3 separate regions of the Homo sapiens genome follow, and all the other regions are linked to region 3. The links are chromatin loops, found by intact Hi-C in ENCODE. Cell type or tissue: OCI-LY7. All regions are shown on one strand. Region 1 has its middle 3.9 kb from the start of LACTBL1. Region 2 overlaps ELOA (elongin A). Region 3 overlaps LOC124903876 (a long non-coding RNA gene).

Evidence for each region. A loop is a pair of places that touch in the nucleus more often than their neighbours do. Peaks named below come from ENCODE experiments on the same cell type or tissue, not always from the same donor. Only the 100,000 strongest peaks of a DNase experiment are listed, where the experiment ranks them.
Region 1: a loop joins it to region 3, with 17 times the contacts of the local background. A loop is called at or near these places in 10 of 110 quality-filtered maps.
Region 2: it touches region 3 in a loop (11-fold over the local background); 26 of 110 quality-filtered maps call a loop at or near these places.

What each region holds. Positions count from the first base shown.
Region 1 is chr1:22,975,498-22,977,997 of GRCh38, reverse strand. No RefSeq gene overlaps it. Among named protein-coding and RNA genes, the nearest start is that of LACTBL1, 3.9 kb to the right of the region's middle. In OCI-LY7, CTCF peaks have their summits at 1,155 (motif pointing left) and 1,358 (motif pointing left); a DNase peak (open chromatin) is centred at 1,407.
Region 2 is chr1:23,750,100-23,752,599 of GRCh38, reverse strand. ELOA (elongin A) reads right to left here. Exons shown (of 11, transcript NM_003198.3): 4 at 570-1,755; 5 at 82-193. Among named protein-coding and RNA genes, the nearest start is that of ELOA, 7.9 kb to the right of the region's middle. In OCI-LY7, CTCF peaks have their summits at 890 and 1,095 (motif pointing right); a DNase peak (open chromatin) is centred at 1,129.
Region 3 is chr1:23,543,874-23,546,373 of GRCh38, reverse strand. The region is part of intron 1 of LOC124903876 (a long non-coding RNA gene); the gene reads right to left. Among named protein-coding and RNA genes, the nearest start is that of E2F2, 14 kb to the right of the region's middle. RefSeq lists an enhancer at 1,342-1,636. In OCI-LY7, CTCF peaks have their summits at 1,293 and 1,502 (motif pointing left); a DNase peak (open chromatin) is centred at 1,473; H3K27ac peaks cover 2,199 bases.

The DNA of each region.
Region 1 (2,500 bases), 570 kb after region 3:
CTTTCTTTCTTTCTTTCTTTCTTTCTTTCTTTCTTTCTTTCTTTCATCTTTCTTTCTCTTTTTCTTTCCTTCCTTCCTTCCTTCTTTCCTTCTTTCTTTCTTTTCTTTCTCTCCTTCCCTCTTTCTCTCTTTATTTCTCTTGCTCTGTCACCCAGGATGGAGTGAAGTGGTGTGATCTCGGCTTGCTGCAACTTCTGCCTCTCGAGTTCAAGGGATTCTTGTGCCTCAGCCTCCCAAGTAGCTGGGACTACAGGCACCCGCCACCATGCCAGGCTAATTTTTGTATTTTTAGTAGAGATGGGGTTTTGCCATGTTGGCCAGGCTGGTCTCGAACTCCTGACCTCAAGAGATCTGCCCACCTCTGGCTCCCAAAGTGCTGGGATTACAGGCTTGAGCCACTGTGCCTGGCCCACATTCTTCTTCCTTCCTTCCTTCCTTCCTTGCTTCCTTCCTTCTTTCCTTCCTTCCTTCCTTCCTTTTTTTTTTTTTCTCTCTCTTTCTCTCTTTCTTTCTTTCAACAGAGTCTTGCTGTCACCCAGCCTGGAGGGCAATGACGTGATCTCGGTTCACTGCAACCTCTGCCTTCTGGGTTCGCGATTTTCCAGCCTTAGCCTCCCAAGTAGCTGGGACTACAGGTGCCCACCACCACGCCTGGCTAATTTTTGTATTTTTAGTAGAGATGGGGTTTCGCCATATTGGCCAGGCTGGTCTCAAACTCCTGACCTCCAGTGATCCGCCTGCCTTGGCCTCCCAAAGTGCTGGGATTATAGGCATGAGCCATCATGCCCGGCCCACATTCTTCTTTCTTAAAGGTCCTGATGCAGAGGGTGAGGACAATTAGTTTCTCCCAGGAGGAGAGGCCAATGAGACTCATGGTAATAAGAGTGACTAACATTTGCTGAGCACTTGCTGCGTGCCAGCTACTGGATTGTACATTTTAGGTGTATTATTTCATGCAATCCTCACTCCTCCCTGCAAGGAGGTGGGTTCTACTTCATTACCCCATTTTATGGATGAGCACATTGAGGTCCAAGAGAAGCCAAGAAATCCAACCAAAGTCACACCGGTAATAAGTGGGGAAGCTGGAATTTGAACTCTTGCAGCCTGACCCATAGGGACATCTACTGGATAGGTTTAAACTACGCATGTAAGGTTTTTGGTTTTTCCCCAAAGAGTAGGAAGCGGCCATGAAGGGCAAAGGATGAACATGATCTTTCGTGTGTAAATGATGGTGAATAATTCCTCCCTATGGGGATATTGTGGGGAATATCTTGGTTCATGGATGGAAAGCCCCTGGACAAGGGCCTGGAGGAAGAGACACATGCAAGTAAATTACCCTTTAAAGGAGGCTCAGGCTGGGCCAGAGATCTTACACATGGGCATCTACTGCCATCCTGGGGCCACTGTGCTGTATGACACGCTGTGGGTTCCCGTCTAGTTAAATTCGGGAGGGGCAGGGCTGGTCTCTGCAGTGAAAAATGGCTGCCTTCAGAACTGGGCTAGGAGCAAGGGAGTGGTTCTCAGGGAGGGGGTGGTGTCCTGGGGGCAAGGACTGCAGAACCCAGGAGTGCTAGGTCTGGGGACATAGACCTGAATAAGACACAGTCTTTGCCCATAGACTGATTAGTGTTAGGTAGTGTTAGTGAGACCTTGTCTCAAAAACAAACAAACAAACAAACAAACAAAAAAACCCGAGTCATTGTAGGAAGCCGAACTTCATGGAGCCCTTAGTAGGTGCCAGGCTCTCTCTGGGCTGCTTGCTTCATGAGCACATTCCATTTAATCCTCACAGCAACCGAGGAGTCTTGTCAGTGTCTGGGGAACGACAGGACTCCTGGGTCCAAACCCAGTTCTGCCATTTCTTGGGGACCTCCCTTTCCGGAGCATCAGTTTCCTCGGATGTAAAATGGAGACAGAATAGAAGCTGCCTCCTGGGATTGTGGAGACCAGAGGACATAGCACAGGGGGCTCTAAAGACCGTATGTGGTACATTGTCAACAGGCAGTCTGTGTCCAAGAAGCGGGCTGCCAGTTCTGAGCCACAGAGAAGATTAACCAAACAGCCAAGTGCAATGAAAAAGACCTGGGTCCCAGATCAATTGTTGTCAGTAAACTTGCTATGTGACCTTGGTGAGTCATTTCCCCTCTGTGAGCCTCTTTTGCCAGCCATACAATGTGAAGTTTGGACAAAATCACTCAGATTTTTGGCTATGGGGGCTACAGAAGAAGATCTAGAAGGCTTGCCTCCATCCATCCCCAATCCTGAGCATTAGTAGAAGGAGATAGCAATTCAAGGCTCCGTTGAAATAATGAGGTGGAGGCTGGTGTGATCCGTGAGTTGCAGAGGAGCCTCGCTCCTCAAAGTGTGGTCTTTACACCAGCCTCAGCATCACCTAGGAGCTTGTTAGAAATGTAGGCTCTCAGATACCACCCCGACTCACTGGCTCAGAACCTACCATGTAACACAATCGCTAGGATGCTCCTACCCACAAGTAAGTGGG
Region 2 (2,500 bases), 210 kb before region 3:
TAGGTGTGAGCCACTGTACCCTGCCTTGAATGAATTTTTAAATCTTTTTCCCATTAAGAAAAAGAAGATATAGAAAATTACCTTTTCGCTTTGGCTGGAAGGAGGATATCAGCTCGAGGGAAGGCAGTGGACGGTAATTGGCCTGTATCGCGGGTAACGGGAGGTCTGGCAACACTGGCAACACATCAGGCACCTGCAGGGGACAGACCCATGGGTGGAGAGTCAGTGAGTAGAAGCACAGCTCTCTTTCCTACAGTCTATTCCCGGGAGCATTAACTGGACATCTTGCACAGGAAGATCCAGGTTGGAGGGGGCCACAGTCATGTCTGACACCACCTCAGTCAGGAAATAAATACAGATGAGCCCATCACAAGAGAATAATGCAGAAAATTCTTATTTGCGGTACCATATACCCTGACAACCAGTGAAGCCCAGAGGAAATTACTGCACACTGAAATTCAACATGCCCCCCAAAAGCAAGCTAAGGAAAACAGTGGCAGGGCAATCCTCTGAGCTCTGCAGGGCCAGGTGCTCTGGGTGGGAAGCCACCAAGGGGCTGAAGGGGTTACCTTTCTCAGCTTGGCTAAATCAGCTCCAGCCGGCTTCTCTGACTTGGTTTTGTTCACCTTGGGTAATTTCTGAACTGAGTCCAAGTTTTTACCAGTGCTTTTAGAGTCATTTTTTTTAAGTCCTTTATCTCCAAGTGCCGTGGCTGAAGTTTTCACAATCTTTTTCTTTTTCTTCCGGGGCTGGTCATAGCTGAGGTAGGATTCAAAAGACATGGTTGGCTGCTCGAATTCATCCTCCATATCTGTCTCCTCAACTTTAGGGAGGGAGCCCAGTGACTTTCTATCCAAATTAGTTTTGACTTTCCCTTCTGGAGTCTTTAGGTTGTTAGAACCCTTCTCTTTTACCTTGGGCAACAGGTCTCCTGCTCCTTTTCCTGTGTCAAAGCTGTCCAGACCTTGCTTGCTTTTGTCCAATTTGGCTTTCTCTGGGTCTCTGTGCTTTGGCTTTTTCAGGTGGTTGTCTGAAGCGGCCTCTGAGGGAGGCAAACACTTCTTCTTCAGGCTGCTGCCCTCTCTGTCCTTCTCTTTCTTTACGCCACTAGAGGGCGGTTTCTCCCTTGCATTGTCCCCTGAGGGTGGCCTTCGGTTCTCCTCTTTGGAGAGGGCCTTGTGTGATTTCTCTCTGCTCACCACAGAGGCCTTCTCATCACTCTTGGCATCCACGGGGCGTTTGTCCTTGTGGGAAGATTTGTGCTCCTTGTTTTGACTCACAACCCCTTTCCCATGGGGTTCACCCAGGTGTCGTTCTTGGCTGGCCCCGAGTCTGTCCTGAAAGGCATTGCTGTGGCCTTTCCCAGGCTTCTGGTGTGAAACAATGGGCTCCTGGTCCTCCTCCAGGGATCTGTAGTGGTCGACGTACATCTGATGAGGACTGGTACAAGATGGAGGGGATTGAACATGGCCATAATCAGAAGACTCAGGGTCTGAAGAGTAAGTTGGTGACATTCTGTGACACCTCTTTCTCTCATCTCTCCTCTCATGACCGTGAGACACTTTGTGAGGTCTCTCGAGCTCCGAGAGTTTCCTATGTTTCTTCTGCCTGTGGTCAGGGCTATAGGATCGGCTCCCCGTGGCTTTCCAGGTTTCTTGGTAGTCCCCCTCCATCTCCTCCTCCTTCTGCAGGGCATCCCGAGGGCGCTTTCGGGAATTGCTCTTCTCAAAGTCCTGTTCATCAGGCTCAGCATTTCTAAAATAAAAGAAAAAGCAGACAAAGTAGGTCTAAATCTTGCTTCTTGAGGGACAAAGTCACAGAATCTGAACTCACCAAAGAAGTGAAGATGCAGAGTTAGAAACAACAAGGTCTTAAGAAGAAGATAAGTAGGTTATGCTTAAAGATACTCAAATCTTAAAACTGGGAAAACCCAAATGAGAAATGGTGAGTTTAACCACAAGATGCAAAGATCAAATATCTCATATACATGAAAATGTGGAGATTTATTAAAACATGGGGACATGTTTAATTTGTTATATAAAATGGGGGCTGCTCACTATTTATCTAGTTCACAACTTAAAAAAATGCCATTTAAGGAGCAGTTAGAAAGAAACATACCAGGCCAGCCGCGGTGGCTCACGCCTGTAATCCCAGCACTTTGGGAGGCCGAGGCGGGCAGATCACGAGGTCAGGAGATCAAAACCATCCTATCCTGGCTAATACGGCGAAACCCTGTCTCTACTAAAAATACAAAAAATTAGCCGGGCGTGGTGGCGGGTGCCTGTGGTCCCAGCTACTCAGGAGGCTGAGGCAGGAGAATGGCGTGAACCTGGGAGGCGGAGCTTGCAGTGAGCCGAGATCACGCCACTGCACTCCAGCCTGGGCAACAGAGCGAGACTCTGTCTCAAAAAAAAAAAAAAAAAAAAAAAGAAACGTACCAAAATGTTCATAACGTTTGTCTTTGCGTGATAGAAATAGGAAATTTTGATTTCTATTTTTA
Region 3 (2,500 bases):
GAGTAGCTGGGACTACAGGCACCTGCCACCACGCCTGGCTATTTTTTTTTGTATTTTTAGTACAGACGGGATTTCACCGTGTTAGCCAGGATGGTCTCGATCTCCTGACCTTGTGATCTGCCTGCCTTGGCCTCCCAAGGTGCTGGGATTACAGGTGTGAGCCACCACGCCTGGCCATGCCCGGTAATGTTTTTTGTATTTTTAGTTAGGGTTTCACCACATTGGCCAGGCTAGTCTCAAACTCTTGACCTCGTGATCTGCCCACCTCGGTCTCCCAAAGTGCTGGGATTACAGACATGAGCCACCGCGCCTGGCCAGGTACTTCCTTTTCTTTCGAGGCAGGGCGGGTCTCACTATGTTGCCCAAGCGGGTCTTGGATCCAGGACTCAAGGGATCCTCCCACCTCAGCCTCCTGAGTAGCTTTCATCCTTTATAAGCCTTTCAAAGTCTCCAAGTCATAGATGGAGCAGCTGAGACCCAGAAATAAGAAGGGCCTTGTCTAAGGCCACAGAGTGGGTACAGAGCCAGTCCCACATCCCAGGACCCCATCAACCCACCTGAGCTTAGGAACTCTCTGAGCATTTTCTTGGCACTAGGCTTTGTGCTTATTGCTTCCTCACACCAATTTTATAAAGTGGGTGTTGTCCCACTTTCGCGATAAGGACACGGGGACTCAGGAAGGTAAAATAACTTGCCCAAGTCACACAGCTAGCAAGGGACAGAATCATGACATGACTATCTGACTCCAAAATGCATGCTTTTTAAATACCTGGAGGCCTCTGCAGTTTGGCTGTTTTGGAGCCTCAGATTTGCTTGAGTGGCTCAGCGGACAGCCTCTCTTGAGTTGCTGTAGCAGTAGTGTTGTACCCCAAAGCAAGCAGTCGGTTACCAAGGCTGATCCCTGTGCCCAACTCCCTCTGTCCCAGCAGCTGGGGTCCAGGGGTTCACAGAGCAGGCACTCATGGTCCCTGCTCTAGAAATGATCTGCGTGGCATGCCGCCCCATCCCCAAAGCCCATTGTCTCCCCAGGAGACAATATGGAGAAAGGACCCAGCCTAGTGGGCTGCCTGTATCCATCTGTAACCATGGAAACCCCTTAGGGAGACAATTCCAAAATCCTCCTTGCCACCTCCCACCTTGCAGCTGTGGCTCCAGGAGCCCAGCCTCCAGCAGGAGAGGAATTACTGATAATTGCTGCTCCCCCAGCACTGCCACCACCAAATGGGACACAGCTGGGCCTCCCTCCACAGGGATCTCCCCCACCCTCCCAGTCCTAGAATTGGTGTTGGTAAAGGGGCCTTAGATGGGTTTTAAGGCCTAAGCTGTATTTCTTTTGCAAGAGTCAAAAGATCCTTGTAGTTCCGTACTGGTGAGATCTGTCCTTGATCCCACATTTGGGCACAGAGATAAAAGGGCCCAGCACAATTCTTAACCGTTGAATGGTCAACCAGTCACCTGGGAAGGGCTTAGGTCTTCAGTGCATGACTCCCCTCTGGCGGCCAGTTGCTGCAATTGTCAGAGAGGAACAAAAATGATGACCTCTTTTCCTGGGTATTTACTGTGATCCAGATACACACACATATTAGATCTAATCCTTACTACCTCTTGGTGAGGGGGGTGTCGTCCTACTTGCACATGCTAAAGCCAAGGTGTCCAGAGAATATCCAGAGGAAGGATGACAAAGTGGTTGAGAGGGTGTACCTGGACAGCCCTGGCTCAAAACCACCTCTACTGTCACCAGCCCTGTGGCCTTGGGTAAGTTACGTAAATGCTCAGAGTCTCAGTTTCTTCATCTATAAAATGGGGGTGATGATATTACACATCTCATGGGGATGATATGAGGATCATATGCGTGGAAGTTTATGAGCCTTCAGAAAGGTGACCCACACATAGTAAATAAAATTCAGGGCCCTGACACACAAGCTGTCCTTCAGGCATAATCATCGAACTACTCCTGGGCTCAGTTCCTTCATCTGTTCTGTGGGGCTAATGGTGGCTTCCTCATAGGGCTGTTGTGATAATTAAGCAGATCGGGCATGAATGTGCTTGCTTTGCAACTATTAGCTTTTTTTTTTTTTTTTTTAGACAGGGTTTCCCTCTGTCATCCAGGCTGGAATGCAGTGACACAATCACAGCTCATTGCAGCCATGACCTCCTGGGCTCAAGAGATCCTCCAGTCTCAGCCTCTTGAGGAGCTGTGACTACAGGCATATACCACTACGCCCAGCTAATTTTTAAATATTTTTGTAAAGACAGAGTCTCGCCAGGTAGCCTAGACTGGCCTTGAACTCCTGGACTCAAGCCATCCTCCCGCCTTGGCCTCTCAAAGTGCAGGGATTATAGGAGTGAGCCACTGTGCCCGACTTCTTAGCATCACTTTTGATCTGCTTGTTTGGGGAGGAATAATCACAGGGGTGGGGCAGTGTATAGGGCAGGGCGTGGGGGAGAGCAGTGGGCGGGGAGGTGGGTTAGAAAGTGAATTATAGGCTAGGTATGGTGG